Linked DNA regions of Homo sapiens: all the other regions are linked to region 3. Evidence: chromatin loops called from intact Hi-C (ENCODE). Cell type or tissue: PC-3. All regions are shown on one strand.

The links. Peaks named below come from ENCODE experiments on the same cell type or tissue, not always from the same donor. Only the 100,000 strongest peaks of a DNase experiment are listed, where the experiment ranks them.
Region 1: it touches region 3 in a loop (3.0-fold over the local background); 41 of 110 quality-filtered maps call a loop at or near these places.
Region 2: it touches region 3 in a loop (4-fold over the local background); 5 of 110 quality-filtered maps call a loop at or near these places.
Region 4: a loop joins it to region 3, with 19 times the contacts of the local background. A loop is called at or near these places in 4 of 110 quality-filtered maps.

The regions. Positions count from the first base shown.
Region 1 is chr11:85,824,387-85,829,386 of GRCh38, forward strand. It overlaps a transcript of SYTL2 not described here. Among named protein-coding and RNA genes, the nearest start is that of SYTL2, 16 kb to the left of the region's middle. In PC-3, CTCF peaks have their summits at 1,897 and 2,100; DNase peaks (open chromatin) are centred at 1,845, 3,995 and 4,135; H3K4me3 peaks cover 1,370 bases; H3K27ac peaks cover 3,803 bases.
Region 2 is chr11:85,692,286-85,697,285 of GRCh38, forward strand. SYTL2 (synaptotagmin like 2) reads right to left here. Exons shown (of 20, transcript NM_206927.4): 19 at 3,898-4,103; 20 at 1,944-3,055. The coding sequence ends at 2,910. Among named protein-coding and RNA genes, the nearest start is that of CCDC89, 8.6 kb to the left of the region's middle. In PC-3, CTCF peaks have their summits at 2,279 (motif pointing right) and 3,120; a DNase peak (open chromatin) is centred at 2,306; H3K27ac peaks cover 1,081 bases.
Region 3 is chr11:85,592,627-85,597,626 of GRCh38, forward strand. The region is part of intron 3 of DLG2 (discs large MAGUK scaffold protein 2); the gene reads right to left. Among named protein-coding and RNA genes, the nearest start is that of DLG2, 32 kb to the right of the region's middle. In PC-3, a CTCF peak has its summit at 2,851 (motif pointing right); a DNase peak (open chromatin) is centred at 2,865.
Region 4 is chr11:86,917,531-86,922,530 of GRCh38, forward strand. It overlaps PRSS23-AS1 (PRSS23 antisense RNA 1), which reads right to left. Exons shown (of 4, transcript NR_187135.1): 2 at 3,706-4,568. It also overlaps a transcript of PRSS23 not described here. Among named protein-coding and RNA genes, the nearest start is that of PRSS23-AS1, 18 kb to the right of the region's middle. In PC-3, CTCF peaks have their summits at 2,257 (motif pointing left) and 2,464; a DNase peak (open chromatin) is centred at 2,221; H3K27ac peaks cover 1,840 bases.

The sequences.
Region 1 (5,000 bases), 230 kb after region 3:
CATCCACAGAAGATTTACCTAAGATCAGCTTTATGATCATCTTCCTTGAGGATTAGAATGTGAAAGAAAGGATCAGCCTGGGTATGGTTTATAGAATTTCACTGAAGATTTCCCACTAAAAGTCACACTGAGTGTCTTGGGGTAGAATGGTTTGTATTGAGTAACAGAAAATATTGCAATGGTCAGTGAGAACTGGCAATTATACATTTCTCAATTCCTATTTCTAAATTCTGCCATTCTAAAATAAAATAGTTGAGGCCATAGCAAAGATTTCTCCTTTTCCCTGTCCTCCAGGAAAACTAAATGAGTAAGGGAGCCAATAGAAAGTAAGCTCCTTGCTTGCTTGAGAAGCAGGTCCTGCTTAGCAGGGCAGGGGAAAAGAAAGTGCGGGCACTAGGAGAAGTCAAAGCCATGACCACAGAGGAGAGCTGCTATGGCCTGTGTAACATTTATCCTGCGAAGACGACTCCTCCAGAATCTATCCCACCCTTTCTGCTCTCCCTAGAGCGCTGGCAGAGAGACTAGCACAGCTGAGATAGGGTTTGGGACAAGCCACTTCAGGAGCTCCACTAGCTGCTACGTCCATCCCTAGGAAAAGGATGTCTGGATCATTAGTGCATTGCCCTGGGTTAAGAGGCTGGAGAATGAATGCTGCATAAATCAGTGTCACTTCCTTCTTTGTTCACTACGCCTAATACATAGCTTACTTATGTTTTGAAGTGCCTGATGCTGAGTGTGCAGCTCTAAAGGACCATGAGTTGGGAGGCCGAGGCGGGCGGATCACGAGGTCAGGAGATCGAGACCATCCCGGCTAAAACGGTGAAACCCCGTCTCTACTAAAAATACAAAAAATTAGCCGGGCGTAGTGGCGGGCGCCTGTAGTCCCAGCTACTTGGGAGGCTGAGGCAGGAGAATGGCGTGAACCCGGGAGGCGGAGCTTGCAGTGAGCCGAGATCCCGCCACTGCACTCCAGCCTGGGCGACAGAGCGAGACTCCGTCTCAAAAAAAAAAAAAAAAAGGACCATGAGGTTGAGTTATAGAGGGAAGAGAACATTTTCCTGGCTAGTTCCTAGAAGCTATTTTGCAACATGGAGCAACGGTTTGTGTTTCCAAGCAACTGGACTATCTATAGGAAGACCCCACAGGGGATGGGTAGGTGAGGAAAGACTGGAAAGAGCTGGGTCCCTGATCTCTAGCAAGATTTGGGGAAGAGGGTTGGAGCATAGCTCAGCCTAATCCACAACTAAAGTGTTAGGCAAGGAAACTGAGGCAGAAACACAACTGTATGGATTTGGGCAGCACAAAAATATCAAGAAAAAGGTGCATGAGATATCCTAGAAAGCATGAAGGCCCAGAGCCAGAGCAATGTTTTAACTGGAATCCAGGCTGTCATTTCCCGTTAGTGTAATCTTTCACAAATCTCTTAACTTCTCTAAGACTGTTTCCTTATGTATAAAATGGCACTAATCATGATTTCATAGGGATCTTGTGAGAATTAAGCAACGGAAATATTATTTTGTTAGATTGTAAGCTCCTTGGAAAGCAAAGAATGGGTCTTAGCAGCATAGCAACTGCCACGGAGAGAAAGAGTGTTTAATAAATGTGTACTAATAAGTGAAAAACTCTTAAGAAACTAATTCCAGATCCCATTCTCAGGTGAGGCTGAGGCTGCTAGTCTATTCACATTCTCTTTCTTATTACTCAAAGTGGAGTTCATGAACATTGATATTCCCTGGGAACGTCTTAGAAATGCAGGCTGTCTGGCCCCACCCCAGACCTATAATTTTGGCCAGATCCCCAGGTGATTCTTTTGACATTAAACATTGAAAAGCACTGCTTATGTCAGGATGCACAGGAGGACTGAGGAGGCCTGTCTCCTGCTGGAAGACATCTAGTGGCTGCAGCTGGGAGTGGCTGGGGAAGGCAGAGCTGTCAAGTAGTGTCCAAACTGATTCCCTAAATTAGGACCACTGTCTGTGAGGGTTTGGGCAGATGGCCAGGCTGCTCTGCATCAGAGGAGCCAGGCCCTCAATCCATCTGTGCAGAGACAGTCTGCAGATTCCATGTGTATGTGAGCAAAGGTTGAATTTCAGACCAGGAGCCTGGTCTTGAGGCAATGTCCAGAGGTCAAGGAGGCAAGAAATCAAGTCCAGGGGAGTCAGGTGAGAGAGAAGCTAAAACAGGCTGTGCTGGTCTAGGGAGCCAGCGTCTGGAGGACAAGGGGCTGGGGAGAAACAGAAAGCAAACAATTCTGCTGATACTTGCTGAGCCTCTAACGGTATGTCAGAGAGAGAGCTCTCACTTTAGGAGAAGTTGCTACCCATGCTCGTTTAACTCCCTTCAGCCTGGAGGTGGATGTGCTATAAAGCTCTAGTTCACAGTCGGCAGGGACTCAGCATCACAACATATTCACTCCTCGTGAAGGCAGGTATGAATCCTGCCGAAAGGTCTTCTCTCCTGCTGACATGAAGAGATGAACAGTGAAAGTGGGAAAGTGAAATTTCAGGGACCATTTCTGAAAGTTCTGTGAAAAACAGGCTAGCAAGTCCCAGGACCTTTGCTCACACCATAACCCTGAGTGTTTTCAGTCAGGAATGGGCTCCTCCTTAGGAGATAATAAGCCGAAGGACCCAGTAACCCAGAAAGCATAGTCTCAGGGAGATCAGCATGGAATACTATTATCCAAGGATGTCAGAGTCAGAGGGGACCTGGTGGCTTTCAATCATTTTTTTAATCCATGGAGCCCTGTCTTCCAATGTGATCTTACTCAGATCCCCAACATTTGAAATGGATATTAGCAATGCTGTTGTTACTGAGGCAGAAGTTGGATCCCAGAGCCATTCCCTTCCCACCTCTATTCCCCAAGGCCCTCTGAGGCCCCTAGGTGGACCCCACTGGATTCCATGGAGCAGTTGGGAAGCACTGCTCTGCACCGGTCCTAGCTTTAAAGAAATGAGGAAAAGGGATCCCATGATGACAAGGTCCTCCAGCATCTGGCACCAGCTCACCTCACTACCCCTATGGCTCCCTGTACTTTATCTATTGTGGTCTCTCTTCAGTCTTCACAATATGCCATTCATTCTTTTCTGGGCCTTTCCAGGGGCTGTTCTCTCTGCTGGAAGCACTCTCTGCTCCCCTCCATGCTTCTTTGTCTCCCCACCCCTAATTCCTGCCTGCCAACTCCTCCATATTCTATGGATCCTAGCAAAGGCCTGTTTTGTCCACTGTGGCCAGCACAGTGCCTTATAAATAGTAAGTTCTGGGTATCTGTCTCTTTTTTGAATGAGTGAATGAGCACACTTACAGGAAGCTTGTTCCATGTCTCCTAGCTAGCTCCAAGGTTCAGAAATGTTGACAGCCCCTCCACCCAGATATGGGGTAGTCATAAGAAAATCCTTGTCAAGTCTGTGTTGATTCCCACTCAGAGAGTTTTGACTGGAGTACAACAGTGTTAGGTTGAAGATCTAGGTAGTGATAAGAATGTGTTTAGCAAATGCAAAGTGAAACACACTCACAAAAAGTTGCTAGGCAACCTCAATGTGGCCATTGAGAGTTACTGGCAAATATCTGTTTCTTAGGATGACAGTTTTCAGACTTTATCTTAACCCTCTGCCATCCTGAGGGTTTGGAAATAAATAGGTCTTCAACCTCACTACTAGCTAACTGTAGTGACTACGTTTGGCATTCCTACTAGATTGTCTTCTAAAAGTTCCACAAGGAATTATTTATAACTTCCCTGATGGCAAAATACAGCCATAAAACATGCTGTTTGGTATTTCTCAGGCATCTCTGTGGTGGATGAATGAGTCACTCCCAGAAGACTTATCTGGCAGAAAAATGAACTAAATAAATATGAATTAATGTTATACTAAATTTTTTCTGCATATGCAAGCAGCTGCAAACACTAAGGTCAACATATTCCAAAATATGTTTGAATTATTAGTATGTAGGCAGTAAATGGTTAAGAAAAATGATCTCTTTAGATAGTATTACTCAAACATTACTTTTACAAGCTTTGTAGAATGATTCAACCGGTTAACTCAAGTCTCTGCTTAAGTGACTCATCATAGTAAACAGGTTTTTAATTAAAAAGGAAAATTATATTTGCATCCCTCTAAGATAAGGCAGAAACTACAGACCATTTAACTATTTACATTCTCTGTCTATCTCTACCTATCTTTGGCACCAGTTACAAAGGAAAACTACCTGGAAGGATAATTTCTCCCACAATAATCCCTTTCAACTAAACAAGACTTAGCAATTTATAAACTATAATCACATGCATGATTTCATTTGATCCTCTCAACAGCCCTCTAAGACAGGTTTGACAAGAATCAGAGTCAATGCCATTTAATAAATGAGGATGCTAAGGCCACGGAGACTACATGATTTGTCCATGGTTGTCCTGCTAGTAGGGGTACAGCCAAGGCCTTGAACCCAAGGTTTATGATCCCAGGTCTATGTTAATGTCATCATCAAGTAAATAGTGGTTAAGTCTGCCTGCTGTCTCAGATCATATTGCAGTAGGACCCTGGTCTTCTGTGCAGTAGCTCTCAAACTATACTTCTTGAAACCCTGAAGATCCACAGTGGTGCTTGGGAAGCCACCTTAGGGAAGGTAAGAAGACAGGATACTGGGCCACCATACCCAAAAAAGAGCTCTGTTTTTTTTTTTTTGTTTGTTTGTTTGTTTTATAGTTTCAACTTTTATTATAGATTAAGGGGTAAATGTGCAGGTTTGTTATGGGGGTATATTATGTGATGCTGAAGTTTGAGGTACAAATGATTGGGTCACCAGTTAGTAAGCATAGTACCAAATAGGTGGTTTTTAAGCCCATGCCCTGCTCCCTCCCTCATCTGGTAGTCCTGAGTGTCTATTGTTCCCATCTTTATGTTTATGTGTATTCAATATTTAGCTCCCACTTATAAGTGATAGCATGCAGTTCTTAGGATAATGGTCTCCAGGTCCATCCATGTTGCTGCAAAGGACATGATTTTGTT
Region 2 (5,000 bases), 100 kb after region 3:
GAATGGTCCAATAGGTGGGCATATGACACAGACCTGGCCAGTTTCCACCATAGGTCTCTCAAGCTGAACCTAGGAAAGAGAAGTGCTTTAGCTGAGAGGTTGTGATGTTGAACCTGGCTGAGGTGCTATTTCTCACTCCCTGAAGAAAAGAGACCACATCTGAGTCTCTAGTTCCAGCCTGCAAGTCCCCAAAATAACCTAGGTTCCCGCAGTACTTCTTTACTCTGTGAGCTAACCCAGTATATTTCCAATAAATCCTCCTTTTTGGCTTATTACCAGTTGGGCTTCTGAAAAAAAAAAGCCCTAAAATATGCAGTTCAAGGAATGCCTCTAGCTTAGAAAAATGTACTTTGAAGTTTTAGGAGGGTCTTTGCCTAAAAGTTACACTGACTCAAAAGCATGTCAACCTGAGTTCACTAAAGAATTCAAGTTGCCTACATTTTTTTAAAGAGACAGGATCTCCTTCTGTCTCCCAGGCTGGAGTGCAGTGGCACAATCAAAACTCACTGCAGCCTCAAACTCCTAGGCTCAAGCAATTCTCCCACCTCAGCCTCCCAAGTAGCTAGGATTACAGGCACACACCACCATGCCCAGCTAATTTTTTTAGTTTTTCTAGAGATGGGATCTTGCTATGCTTCCCAGGCTGGTCTTGAACTTCTGGCCTCAATCAATGCTCTTGCCTCAGCCTCCCAAAGTGTTGGAATTACAAGCATGAGCCACCACACCCAGCCGTGCTTACATTTTATAAAGCATGAAGCTCACACTTAGCCTTCCTTTTGAACCAGGGAAGATTAAATTTATGATTTATATTTTTTTTTCATGTGAAACCTCTCCTTGGACTTCTTGAGGCAGTCAGAAGTGCTGTGGATAGATGCAAAGAAGGTGGGGGGTTCTATTTCCCACTTTGGTGTTTTGAAGATGAGGGATCGGGGGATAGGATGAGACAGGCAGTCCTGGTCCTAGATGGGGAGATAATGGAGCCAATCTCATTATTGCTCCAGAGCTGGCTGGATGCTGGTTTTACAGGTAACTGAAAGAAAGCCTGAGGAAGTAGCTTGTACTATGATCTGGCACAAGCCAGAACAGGGTTTGTGCTTCTACCGCTGTGCTCTAGAAGCGTGACTCTAATTAGCTCATTTTGCCCTTCCTTAAGGTCAGAGCGGGAATGATAAATAGAGCTAGACTAAGCACTCTAATAAAAAACCTGGGTTGGGAGGCCGAGGCAGGCAGATCGCAAGGTCAGGAATTCTCGAGACCAGCCTGGCCAACGTGGTAAAACCCCATCTCTACTAAAAATACAAAAATTGGCCGGGCATGGTGGTGGGCACCTGTAATCCCAGCTACTCAGGAGGCTGAGGCAGGAGAACTGCTTGAACCCGGGAAGCAGAGGTTGCAGTGAGCCGAGATCACGCCAGCGCACTCCGGCCTAGGTGACCAAGCGACACTCCATCTCAAAAAAAAAAAAAAAAAGACCTGAGGAGACAATGGAAAGGGCATTGACCTAGATTAGTCACTCTTATTGACAAGTGGGTAGAACGTTCTAGTATCTGTTCAGGAAGAACAGGCAAGCATTCTAGTTGTTTTCAATGACATTTATGAGATGCTTGTTGTAAGATCCCATGTTCGCCTGTCACTCAGGCTTTCTTGAACCTACATTAAATCAGTGCTTGTTTTCAGAAAATTAAGCTGGTTGGGTCCTAAGGGAGAGTAATGTGCTTCATATACTAAAATCATCCCCAAAGCATTTTAACTACTTAAAAAAAAATAAAAATCCTTGAGATCTGCTATGTCCTTTAAAACAAAATAAATAAAAATAAAAATCCTACTCTTAATAACATAGCCAAAGTTGCCCACTTAGGGGAGATGATGCCCAGAATTGCAGTGAAGACTGCAGAAACATTAGCCCAGAAGAAGTTCATTAGCCTTGTTAGGAAATTTAGATGTTTAGAATTCCTAAAATATTTTATTTAAAATGAGAAGTCACGCTAATTTTCTAATACAATTTAAATCAAATGATAATTTATTCTAAGGGTTTTTACAAAATACGAAAATTTTACATACATAAGAAGAACAGTATAACTGAGCAACTTACATTCTAATTAAAACTTTGTTGCAAAACATGTTTGTGACTACTCTTATGCTGCTTTCATATAGTAAAGTTATAAGAAAAACAATCATATATATGCAGGGTTTTAAAAAAATAAACTCATAAAAATACAGGCTTGAGACCTATTTTAGAATTAAGTCAAAACAAGCCAACAACTGAATTGTACCTATGGCCAGTGGGTGGCACTAAAATACATTTGAGGCTTGTTTTAACTGTTTGTTTTCTCAAGGCAGAAAAACACCAGTAGTTTCAGTCTCATTGCCCTAATATGGAATTCCATATTTTATTAGAGATTACAGAGTAAATAGTTTCTTAAGGTCCATTTTTTTTTTTATCATCACTGATGTCTGTCTCCATTCCCTGCTCCACTTTGAGTATCTTTCTGCGACTTTTTCCCACAACCTACAAAGGTCCTGCAAGGGTACCAGACCCTCTTAACTGTGGCACAGAATTGTGGTGTGAAACACATGATGGCAAACAAGAACATTTTGCTTCTTAACAATACCCCATGTTTAATGCTCTGGGGCAGCTTTTTCTTTGAAGCAGCAGCAGAAATTCAATTTTCCTAGCTTGTTCAAATATCTTATTTAATATTAGAGTCACAAATTACACATTTTGTTATATTTAAATCCCTTGGGCCTTGTAATCAAAGAAGCACATGCAGATTGACTTTTACATGCTGTGTAGTATTCCTTAGGTGCAATAGATAGAAAGTGAGGATATTTGTCCACCTACTCAGATTTTCAAGATCAGATTCCACCGGTTTAGTAGTTTTCAGTGGAGGAGCCAGTGGAATTTGGGCTCATTTGGAAATCTTGGCAATCAAAAGCATTCTGAGAGGCAGTGTTGCTTCAATCCAAGTATTGGGGGAGTTTACCATCTTCTCCCAGAGAGCAACTTCCTCTGAAGTAGAGTCCATCCAGTCCACTTCAGTCCCATAACTTTTACCTGAAAAAAGGAAGCTTTGCATTTAGAAAGAAACAGCTCATTGGGGGTAGGGGAAAGAGGGAAAGTTATTCCCTAATTATAACCACCAGTGGAAGCTAGGAGGAGCTTTCTTCACTGGGAGGGCAGATGTGAGACTCAACATAAGGAAGAACTGTTCAATTGTCTGAGTGACTTCATGTTTGTAATCATTACCATAATTCCTAGAGCAATGATTTTTCTTCAAGTTAATGTAAAGGCCAGATGAAAATTCATCAGGGAATAAGGGAGTTGGGAGGACTCCTGCACTGGGTTGGAGATGACACTAGATAATCTCTAGGTTAGTGTGACTAAGGCTTTAGTGTCTAACAGACTCAATTTTGAATCTTGGCTCTGCCACTTTGTAGCTATGTTACTTACTTTCTTGGACTATCAGTTCCTTTGGGGTAACATTAGTAACTACCTCATAGACTTGTGAGGATTCAATGAAATAATGTAAATGAAGCATTTAATACAGTGACTGGTGCTCCAAAAATGTTATTGTTATTACTCAAAGCATATATTTAGCCTTGAAGGACCATAAATGTTTTTGCAGGGCAGACTAGTGATGAAGGCTTTTCTGTCCCTGCCACTGCCACAATAACTTAAACTCTATATGCAGAGACACTTCACCCTGTTAATCCTCATATCTGGAGCCCTTGGCATACAACCTGACATTTCTTTACTCATTTATTTCACTATACTTAAGAGATATCTGTTTTCAGGATATCTCGGTTTTCACTGGGAAGAAGCAAAGCAACAAACAAACCTCTAGTATCTCTAGAAAAATTTGGCTCATGGAGAATTAAAAATGTAGCAAACAGTACCTGTTCCAAAGCCAATACGAAGACCTCCCAAAAATTGGTTGGTTAATTTGTAATGGTCCCAGACAGTAAGCTCTACACAGGCTTCCATCAGATCTTCAGGCCTGAACCCATCATACACCATAGTGTGGTTGAAGATAGGGTTGGTGGTTTTCCCTACAGCTCTTGTCTTCTGGCGACTTTTCCTACTTGTATCTGGAAGGATGGTACTACAAAAAGAGGCATGATTGTGGGAGCATTTTAGTAAGATAGTGAACATTCATGCTTTCAATACATAACAACACAGCTATTAAAGATTGACAATGGAGGAAAAGATGTGGAGAGATAGTGGTGGTGGTGGTTTGGCAGACAGTGGGGTAGGGGGTAGGAACACATCATGCTGAAAAGACTCTGGACCTAGAGTCAGCTATACTTGGTTTGAATCCTGACTCTGCTACCTCCTGGGTATGCATTTTAGGGAAAGTTACTCAACCTTACGGACACTTGCTTCTTCATCTATAAAATGGGAATGGTGATGCTGATTTCATAAGGCTAAAATTAGAATTAAATAACATATGCAAAACACTTAGCTCCATGCCTGCATTTAGTAAGTGCTTAATATGCTAGTAATCATTTGAGGATTCCTTTAAAATTTGCAAGCACAGGCTATCCTGATTAGCTGTGATAGCCTAAGACATTTGTGTTATACAGAATAGAAAAAGAAGAGAAACCTCTCCAAATTGCTAGATTTGACTTTGGAAATAAATTATGTAATTTTTTTTTTACAATCACTTACATTTCATTTATGATAACAATTAAATGAACTTTAACCTACCATGCCTCTTGTAAGTGGCAATATAAGACAATACAAGTGGCAACACAAGGCAAGAAGGTCTGTGAATGGTCTCAGAATGTGACTGACTGACTTGGTCTTAGAATGAGGCTGACTTGAGCCAAAAAAATCTTACCAGCTGACATCTATAAAGATAATGTGTAGGGAAAATCATAAATAATATCATCTATGCTACTTAGATATATGTCACATATATATTTATTTATTTAATAGAGAAGGGGTTTGGCTATGTTGACCAGGCTGGTCTTGAACTCCTGGGCTCCAGTGATCCGTC
Region 3 (5,000 bases):
AGAGAAAAAAATCCCTTAAATGTTTTAGATATTCTATTGTAAGGCTGGGTGTGGTGCCTCATGCCTGTAACCCCAGCACTTTGGAATGCCAAGGTGGGAGAATCACTTGAGCCCAGGAGTTCAACACCAGCCTGGGCAAAATGGTGAAGTCTCCTTTCCGCAAAAAAAATTCAAAAATTAGCCAGGCATGACTGCGCATACCAGTAGTCCCAGGTACCAGGGAGGCTGAGGTGGGAGGATTGCTTGACCCCAGAAAGCAGAGGTTGCAGTGAGCTGAGACTGCACCACTGCACTCTAGCTTGGGCAACAGACAAGACTGAGAAAAAAGAAAGAAAAGAAAAAAAAAGAAAAGAAAAGAAAAAAGAAGGAAGGAAGGACGGAAGGAAAGAAAGGAGGGAGGGAGGGAAGGAAGGAAAATAAAAAGAAAATTAAAAATAAAAAGATATGCTACTATATTTTAAAAAGAAAATTGGACACCATAATGATAATTGTGAGTTTATGGATTACAAAGTACTCAAGATATGTCCCAGAATGATAATGGCTCATTATAGTCGTTACAGATTAAATCAGATCCTATAAAACACAAGAAGGAAAAAATGCCACTGTCATATTCTCCCAAGTTTAGTAATAATATTCACACACTGTTAATATATTACTTTCCCTGAATGGCCAAATACCTAACCATTTAGAACATAGGTTTTCAAATTTTAACATGCCTCAGAATCACCTGAAAGGATTAGTAAAGTACCATTTGCTGAGCCCTACTTCCAGAGTTTCTTATTCAGTCAGTAGGTCTAGGGTGAGAACCAAGAATTTGCAATTCTAACCAAGTTCACAGGTGACTAGTGCTGAGGTCCAAGAACCACATCTTGAGAATCTCTCTTTTTGAAGATTACAGCCAGGTTGTTTCACCATTAATCTTTAAATGGGTTAACAAAAAAAGATATAAATAAACTAAAAGAATAATAAATACAGCCAAGTTGCTCCAAATTCACACAACTGTAGGGGCCTTCACACCCACTATTTAAATAATCCTTCACTTCCTTATGATCAGATGGCAAAAAATACACATTATGATTAATAATTAAGACCAAAATAGCCGTGATATATTCAAAGAGATGTTATTTTGAAATAAAATTACTACATTCGAATTACTATTAGGAAAATATGTAGGGTTTTTTTTACTCAAACTAAAACTCTTATACATATTTATTTTATAGACCTTACCATCATTATAATTGAATAATAATTAATTGTGTGTTTAATGTCTCTTTTCCCCTACTTGTCCATAAGGGTATTGACTGTCCTCTATAGCTTACTGTTGTATCCCTATTGCATAGCACAATGTCCAACACATAACTGGTATTTTTAAAAGAAGTGTTGATAAATGAATAAAAATTTATTAAAAGTCTATTATAATTATTAAAGGTCCACATTATGGGGATATAAAAAGGGGCAGAAGTATATTCGATTTACCATAAGGCAATGTGATAAATGCTTTTTAGTAATATGAAAAAAATGCTATGAGATACAATGAAAGGGCTAGTTAAAGCTGCCAGCAAGTAGGAATGTGTTAGAAGGCTTCAACAAAGAGATGATAAATCCCAATATGTAATACATCTGCTGTATCACCCCTATTGCTAGTAATCTCCAAAATCCACAAGGTTCTCTGTTAAGATTTATGGAAATGAAATGTACTCTATTCTAACACAAAGTCTAACATGTAAGGTTTAACTGCCTCCATTAAACAAGATAAGCCCTTTTCTAAGATTTTGCCACTGGTAGAGTTTTTTTAAAGTATCATTTACCGCTTGTTCTCCTCTAATTTCCCTCTAATTCCTCTCCAAAAAATTCCCCCTCACACACTGGGAAGAAATATAAGGCAATAAGTTAGATAAACAAGACTAATATGATTTTAGAAGGGGTTGAAATCTGTGAAATATATCTATAGTTATTTCCATACTTTATAAGTAATGACTAAAGAATAACACATAATTTTCAATAAGTTACAAAAAACATTTGTGTTACATATCTAAAATTTAACTAACCCATAATATTATTTATTTAAAGTCTTCAAAAACAATTATGGTGGTAATATAGTTGTTTAAAAATTAAAAGTCAATTTAGAAGTACAAAAATAATTTTTAAAAATGATTCAAGGCCGGGCACGGTGGTGCATGCCTGTAATCCCAGCACTTTCGGAAGCCAAGGCCAGCAGATCACAAGGTCAGGAGTTCGAGACCAGTCTGACCAACATGGTTAAAGCCCGTCTCTACCAAAAATAAAAAAATTAGCCAGGAGTGGTGGTGCATGCCTGTAATCCCAGCTACTCGGGAGGCTGAGGCAGGAGAATCGCTTGAACCAGGAGGCAGAAGTTGCAGTGAGCCGATATCGCACCACTGCACTCCAGCCTGGGCAACAGAGTGAGACTCTGTCTCAAAAAAAAAAAAAAAAAAAAAAGATAAATCTTGCTTCTTTATCACCTAACTGAAGAACTGAAGAATAAATAACCTAATAAAAGTGCCTTGAAAATCTTAATGTTTTATATATTCTAAATAAAAGAGATTTACATATTCTAAATTAATTTGTAAAATATCACAGAATTCCAATTCCATCTAAATGTGCAGCTTCTAGTATATTGCCATTTTAGGTTTGTTTTGTTTTGGAATATTAATGAACACTGATTATTATTATTTTATTTAGCTATTCTAAACAAAGAGACATAAATTAATCATAAAATATTATGGAATTCCAATTCTCTTATATTCAAATTCTGGAAAGTGTTGATGCTGTAATCATCTTAAAACTTTATTCATTTGGATAAATGTTTCCTTAGTATTACCACAAGATGTCACCCTAAGCCTAGCATCTAAATGTGCAGCATCTAGCATATTGCTGTTTCAGGGTTTTTTTTATTTTTTGCATTTGGTTTGGGCACACTAATGAACACCAATTGCTGTCTTTCAAAAAATTAAAGTGACTTTTTCTACTCTCAGTTATTGGCAAATAAAAAATCAAAATAAATAATACAGGGACTCTAGAAGAAAGGAGGAAGAAAGTTAATCAAACAGTTCATTCTCCATGCTTATCAGGTATCTTGTTACTTACCATAAAAGCAATGTATTTAACCATTGAATTTTATATGATTTTACTTTATTTTCAAAAATATTAAAAATTAATAAATGTTACTTTTATAATCAAAGTTATGTTACAAAATACCAGTCACAGTTATGTACACAGAATTCCTCAAAGAAGATACCATTTAAAACATGCTAGTATTTTTTTAAGCATATGATGAAGGACCACAAAAGGAAGACATTATTCATTTTATGGTGATGCTTTTCAGCTGGGGGCAGTGGCTCAAGCCTATAATCCAAATACTTTGGGAGGTTGAGGTGGGAGGATCACTTGAGCCCAGGAGTTCAAGACCAGCCTGGGAAACATAGCGAGACCCCATCGCTACTAAGAATTGAAAAATAAGGGTCAGGTGCAGTGATTGACGCATGTAATCCCAGCACTTTGGGAGGCTGAGGTGGGTGGATCATGAGGTCAGGAAATCAAGACCATCTTGGTCAACATGGTGAAATCCCATCTCTACAAAAAATACAAAAAATTAGCCAGGTGTGGCAGCACGCACCTGTAATCCCAGCTACTCAGGAGGCTGAGGAAGGAGAACTGCTTGAACCGGGAGGCAGAGGCTGCAGTGAGCCCAGATTGTGCCACTGCACTCCAGCCTGAGCGACAGAGCGAGACTCCATCTCAAAAATAAATAAAACAAAATAAAATAGAGTGATGATTTTCATCTGTAGAGAGAGGGACTGGCTTCCTTGTCACATGTAAATATTACAGCATGTTCTGCAGTAATGGTATTTTATTATCCATTTGTGTTTTCTACATTATGATTCTCTTCTATTTCTACAGCTAATGAGAGTCGTGCGAGGTACTATTTCAATGTGTTGGCTATGTATTGGCCAGAATAATGGGTGAAACCACTATCTTGCACTACTTGTAACAGGAAAAAAAAGGGTAGGATGGGGTGGGGGAGTTGGTTCAAACAGAATGCAAATTATAGACCATAACAATGCGCTATATTTCAATGGCTCCCTACCTATCCTTTACAAAGATATAAATCTTCTCTAGGATGCACAAGTCTACATGGCTTTTCTTCTTTTGTGTCCTTAAAGAAAATGCACAGTAAGACCGCCCAAACATTCAATAATAATAGATTACTAATCAGTACATAGGTGCCCACATTGAATTCAAAAGAAAATTATGTTTTGTTGTATAATGTTGCTCTCTTGTTTGCACTCTGGTTTATCCTAAAATGACTTTTAACGACCAGCTGAAGTAAATCTATCCATTCAAAGCTGGGCACTGGGATTACTTACATAACAGCTTTTTACAGATTATTGTTGCCTCTAATTTTACTAGAGAAATTCAAACTACATTATTGGCGTTAAGCCAAGATATTTATCATTCACTTAAAATAATGGCAAAATACAATTGTCACTCATTTGTCTTTGTATTCCCTGGGTAATGGTGTTACATTATCAAATGATTATATTATTAAAAATATAGTAGAGTTATCTAAATTATCCAACAATACCCTTTCTAAATCAAGTTCTCAAAAATGCAAATTCTCAAAAGACTTAGCCAGTCTTAAGTAAACACATCATACAAGTCTGTTAAGATACATTGCCATTTAGTTAATGACCTTTACTAATTATCAACTATTAATAAATATTAATTTTATCAAAAATTTGATGTTTAAAAATGTTCTCAAAAATATTATCTTTGCTGAATATAAGGTTTATTCAAATTCTGTAGGACTCCATTTAGAGTTTTTATTTAATACCAGCTAAGATGATTACAGTTATGTCATTAATTCTTGCTAGCCACAATAAAATATTTTTTAAAAGTTAATCCACAGGCAAAATAATCCTGTAAAGCTTTACACTTCTATTTTTATTCAATAGACCGATTTTCAAATTTTCAAAATT
Region 4 (5,000 bases), 1.3 Mb after region 3:
AGTGTTAGGTCAAGTGCTTAGCACATTTGTGTCCTAACTCTTTTCTTGCAGCAAGAGGAATGAAAGGTAGCTCTCATTACTTGATTTTTTAATTCTAATGCTTAAAATCGGACTATCTGATTTGTAGGATCTGACCACAGTCATCCTGGCTATCATCCCACAGTGGCTGTGTCCCATAGTGACATAGATATTTCAATGGAGAAAAGATTGGACCACATTAGGGCAGATGATTGATCTCAGCCAATATCTCACCCAGTATTGGAAGCCTTCCACAGTAATGTATGAAAGTATAATTGATTGCCTATTCATTTACCAAACACCACATGCTGGGCATTGCACCAAGCACAGGAAATTAATAGATGCGAAGACCTAATTCCCTGGCCACAAAAAATTCACTGTGTAGTAGCAGAGACAGAGGCAGAAACAAATTATTTCAATAGAATTCAGTATATGCTAGATTATTAGCCCAAAGGAAGAAGTAAAACATTTACCCACACTTAGCAATCACATTTAGCTATTTCATTTTTAGTAATGAGGCCTATAGCTCTCACATACCTTTGAATTTTAGAAAATGTTAAGACGACTCTTTTTGCTGAAAATAAAAAGATATCACCTTCACAAAGGATGAGCTCATTTACGTAGGAAATAAAATAAAGCTATTGTGTCAGTATATACAGAAATGAATGTAAATGCAGAGATGAAGCTTGGGCAGGGAACACACCATTGCCAAAGTGCTTATTGGGAGAGAGGAGAAGGTAATAGGAGGGTGGTGAGAAGGTTGTTCCCTTGTTTCCCATATATTTCTGTATTATTTGAAGATTTTAAATCAAAGATGTATTCATATATTGTTTATGTTATAATTGCATTATTGTCTATGTACAGAAAGAAAGAAAGAAGTCTTCTCCCAGATATCCACATCTGCTTCAGATCTTTGTTCAAATGTCACTTTCTGAATATCCTATTTTTAAATTGCCACCTCACCACCATTAAAATCCCCATCCCCTTCTCTGTCTTCATAGCATTTACCACAATCTGACATCCTATATATTTTACTTTTTTACAAAATATTATTGTCTGTCTCTCCCAGACAATTAGAATGTAGGCTCTGTGAGAGCTGAGATTAGTGTGTGCCAGCTTTACAGCTGTAAACCCAGGGCCGAGGACATATACCAGGTGTTCCACAGGCCAACAGCCTGAATGTATACAGCATTATGCTAACAGCAGTTATTTCTGAATGGAGAGACTACAGATGTCTTTTATTTTCTTCATTCTGCTACTTGGTATCTGAATTTTTGTAATGAGCGCATATTAATTATATTACCTAAGAAAACAACAAAGCTCTTTGAATTTATTATTATTTTAATAACCTGGGAACTAAGAAAGAGGCTCCAGTAGAAGCCACCATGGAAGGAGTAAGGGCCTAGTGGGAGTCAGGCCAAAGAGCATAGGCGAAATCTCCTGAGATACTTGGTGGAGTAAAGTTAGTTGGAATTAAAAAACCAACTAACTTATGACTCCTCCACTGCCTCGCAGTTTCCAGACATCCGCAAAAATGCCTGGTGCACGGGTCACTGTTTCACAAAGGGTCTTCTGCCTCATAGCTTCCCATCCCCAAGCAGCGGGGCCCAGAAATTTGCCCACATCCTTCCATCCAGCAAATGTTTTTATCTGGGTCCTACTTAGGTTTCAGCCAATTCTTTGCTGAGCAACTTGGCTTCCTGTTTTCCTTGGGAACCAGACTCTTTTTAAGTTGGAGCCATAAAAAGAATGAAATCCTTTACCTGATACTTTTCTATTCGGGTATTCAAGCCTGCCACAGACGGAGGCCCTGTGGGCCACTCTCTCGTTGTGGGCACTGGCATCTTAGCCCAGCACTTTGAATAAGGCACATGTGAGAGTGAATGCTGCGCTTTTTTCATTCTTTTCTTCTCTCTCTCTTGTTTTTTTTCTGTTCTATTTCTAATTGAAAGCCATTGTCTTGAGTGAATGATTGTAGAGAAGGCTTACTCCTCATCTCAAAATGCCATCTCATAGGAGCAATGGGAGAAAGTGGTCCTGCCAGTCTGAAAGTTAAGAGACTTGGTTTCTCATAATTGTTCTGCCATTAAGTTGTTACGTGATCTTAGTCAAATCATGTTACCTCCCCGGGCCTCCGTTTCTTCATCTGCAAAATAAAGTTCTTTGCAGTGTTTCTCAAGTCCCTGCCCAAATCAGTGTTTGTTTAACTGAGGATGAACAGTGACACCTTGTGGTTCTCCTTGAGCCATGTCTTTGTTTTTTCTAGCCCAAGTTTAAGGGAGCCAAGGGTATCTTTGCCTGTTCCCCTGCCTGGCCCACCTACCCTAGCAGCTTCACTTAGCATGGCTCTAACCTGGTCTCCCCCTAGATTCAGAAAAGTGCATCCACCCTTTGTTCACCAGCTGCTTCCCAGCCTCAACTTGGCCAATGTTGCTAAAATCAAACTACAAGTAGACTGCAGACGCCAGCGTGAAGGCCTGTGCTTCTGTGGTGAGGTCTGCGGTTTGGTGTGAATGTGAGGGTATCAGCCCCAGGTGTTTTTTAGGGCTGCTAGTGCAGTCCCAGAGAGGGACCTGGGCAACAGCTCAAGGAGCAAGACTGAAGATTTTACTGTTTTCCAGCACTCCTACGAATTTGTAAAATTATCAGATTCCAAATTGTTCTATGCCATAGTTTTTCCATTCATAAAATAAGAAAAATCTGCCATAGCACTGCCTTCAAACTCAGTTAGTCTATTCATTCATTTACTTATTTGTTCTTCAAATATTTAATAAGCATCTTCCTGGTGCCAAGTTCTGAGCACCTACCTGTGCCAGTAGTCCGAACTTGAGAAGACACAGTCTCTACTTTTCAAGACCCTGTTCTTGTCTAATGAAGAAGAGAGAAGGAGGAAAAACTTCCATTGCCATGCAATAAGGTAAGCTTATGGCAGATAATGTGTACACATAATGGCATGGAAGCCTGGGGACAAACATCATACTAGGCCTGGGAAGAATGTTTGACAGAGAACAGGACACTTAAATACGGACGTTTACAGAATGGAGTTTGCCAGAGGAGACTCTTCAGGAAGAGAGAACAGAGTGGGAATAGGTACATAAACATGATCTATCTAGATGCCCTACCGTAAAATCAAAACACAAAACCCTACTGACTCAATTCCCTCCCCTTCCAGATATTACCCCATTTCTCTACTTCCCATTGTAGCCAAACTTTCCAAAAATTCATGTTCTGTCTTCATTTCCTCATGTTCAACCCACCCTGTCTTAGCTACCACCCCTCAGTAACGACCTAGCCTGGGTAGAAACAAATGTCAGCATGATACCATACTCAATGATCCTTCGTCACTGTTGTCATTGTCATCATTCCATGGCCTTACTTTCCCTCTCAGCGCCATTTGCTACAGTAAGAAACTTTCTTTCTTGAATTCTTGTTTCTCTTGGCTTCCATGACACCCACTCTCCTATTCATGCTCCAGGTTCACTGTCTGCTCCTTCCTGGTCTCCCTGTTCAGCTCCTCCTACTCCGTTCAACATTAAATGTCAATATTCTTTTCTTCTTTCTATCTAGGAAATCTCATTCATTCCCATGGTTTTAAATGTCATGTACCAGCTCCTAAATTTTGTATATCCAAACCTGACCTCTGAAATCCAGTCTTAGCAACTAGTGAGGTCTCAGCTTAAATATTACCTGAAGGTTGTGTGATCTTCCCTGACATTTGTCTTCTTATCTGCTTCTCGCTAGATTGAGAGCCCCACGCAGGCAGATTCATCCTTACTTTCTTCAAACTTGCATGTTTAATGATTAGAACAGTTCCCAGGATACTCAAAAATTATTTGTTAACTAATTTCTGAATGAAATATAAGTAAATATAAGTATTTAAAATAGAATAAATCTGTGATTTTGATTGTTTTTAAGAAATTATTCACTCAATCCAGTTCAAGTTCAGCCAGGCAAGCCTCACAAAGGAGCATATGCTTAATGTTTCAGGATGTGATCTAATTTTTAATTGTTTCTTGATACAAAGTATCACCTTTTTCTAGTGACTGTTTCTCCTCCTCCATCATCTACTCTTGCCCAGTGGGAGATTTCCCAGTGAAATCCCACCGATGATCTGAATCAGAACATTTCATTCTCCATGGTTATTTCAAGTTCACAGACTTTATTTGTGGCCCTTGTGGCAGTTGATACTTTTTCAGGAAATACTATAGTTGCAGCAGGCCCTGTTACAGCTTAGTGGATATTCATGTTGTGGATGCTTTTTTACCGAAACACACAGTAACCAAGTATCCAGGAGCGGGAGCTAGAGACACTGTGGTCCAGACCTGTGGAAAAGGGAACACCACTCCTGGCAAAGGGAAGCAACAGGCAGCACATTTTGTTCAAAGAAACAAGGTGAACCCTCTTGGAGTTAAACTTGAGGCTGACATCCATTTCAGCTTGAGGCTTCCAAGGCACAAAGCAGCTCCCAGTAGCTGAGAGGGATCAAGAAATAGAATATCCTCATCTTTCCTTTGTAGCAAGAGCCTTCAGAAAGGAGGACCACTGGTCACCTGGAATGGAAAGTTATTATTAAAATAAAGCTCCAGTCACATTATTCAGGAAACTTTGGGAATGTTTATAAATAGATAAAAATAATAATGGCCAAGGAACATTCCTCTCTCCAAATCTCCCTGAGACAATACTGACCAAGTTAAACATGCCTTGTTTCTGAGATTGAGTCCCAGGTCTACCTCTGATAAATCAGATGGACAATTACTTAACCACTCTCAACTTTTATTTCCTCCTCTTTAAAATGGGCAAAATGTGACCAGGTACAGTGGCTCTTGCCTGTAATCCCAGAACTTTGGGAGGCTGAGACGGGAGGACTGCTTGAGCCCAGGAGTTAGAGACCAACCTGGGCAACATAGCAAGACCCCATCTCTAAAAAAAATAAACAAATAAAAATAAAAATAAAATGGGCAAAATAATGTCCTCACACCATC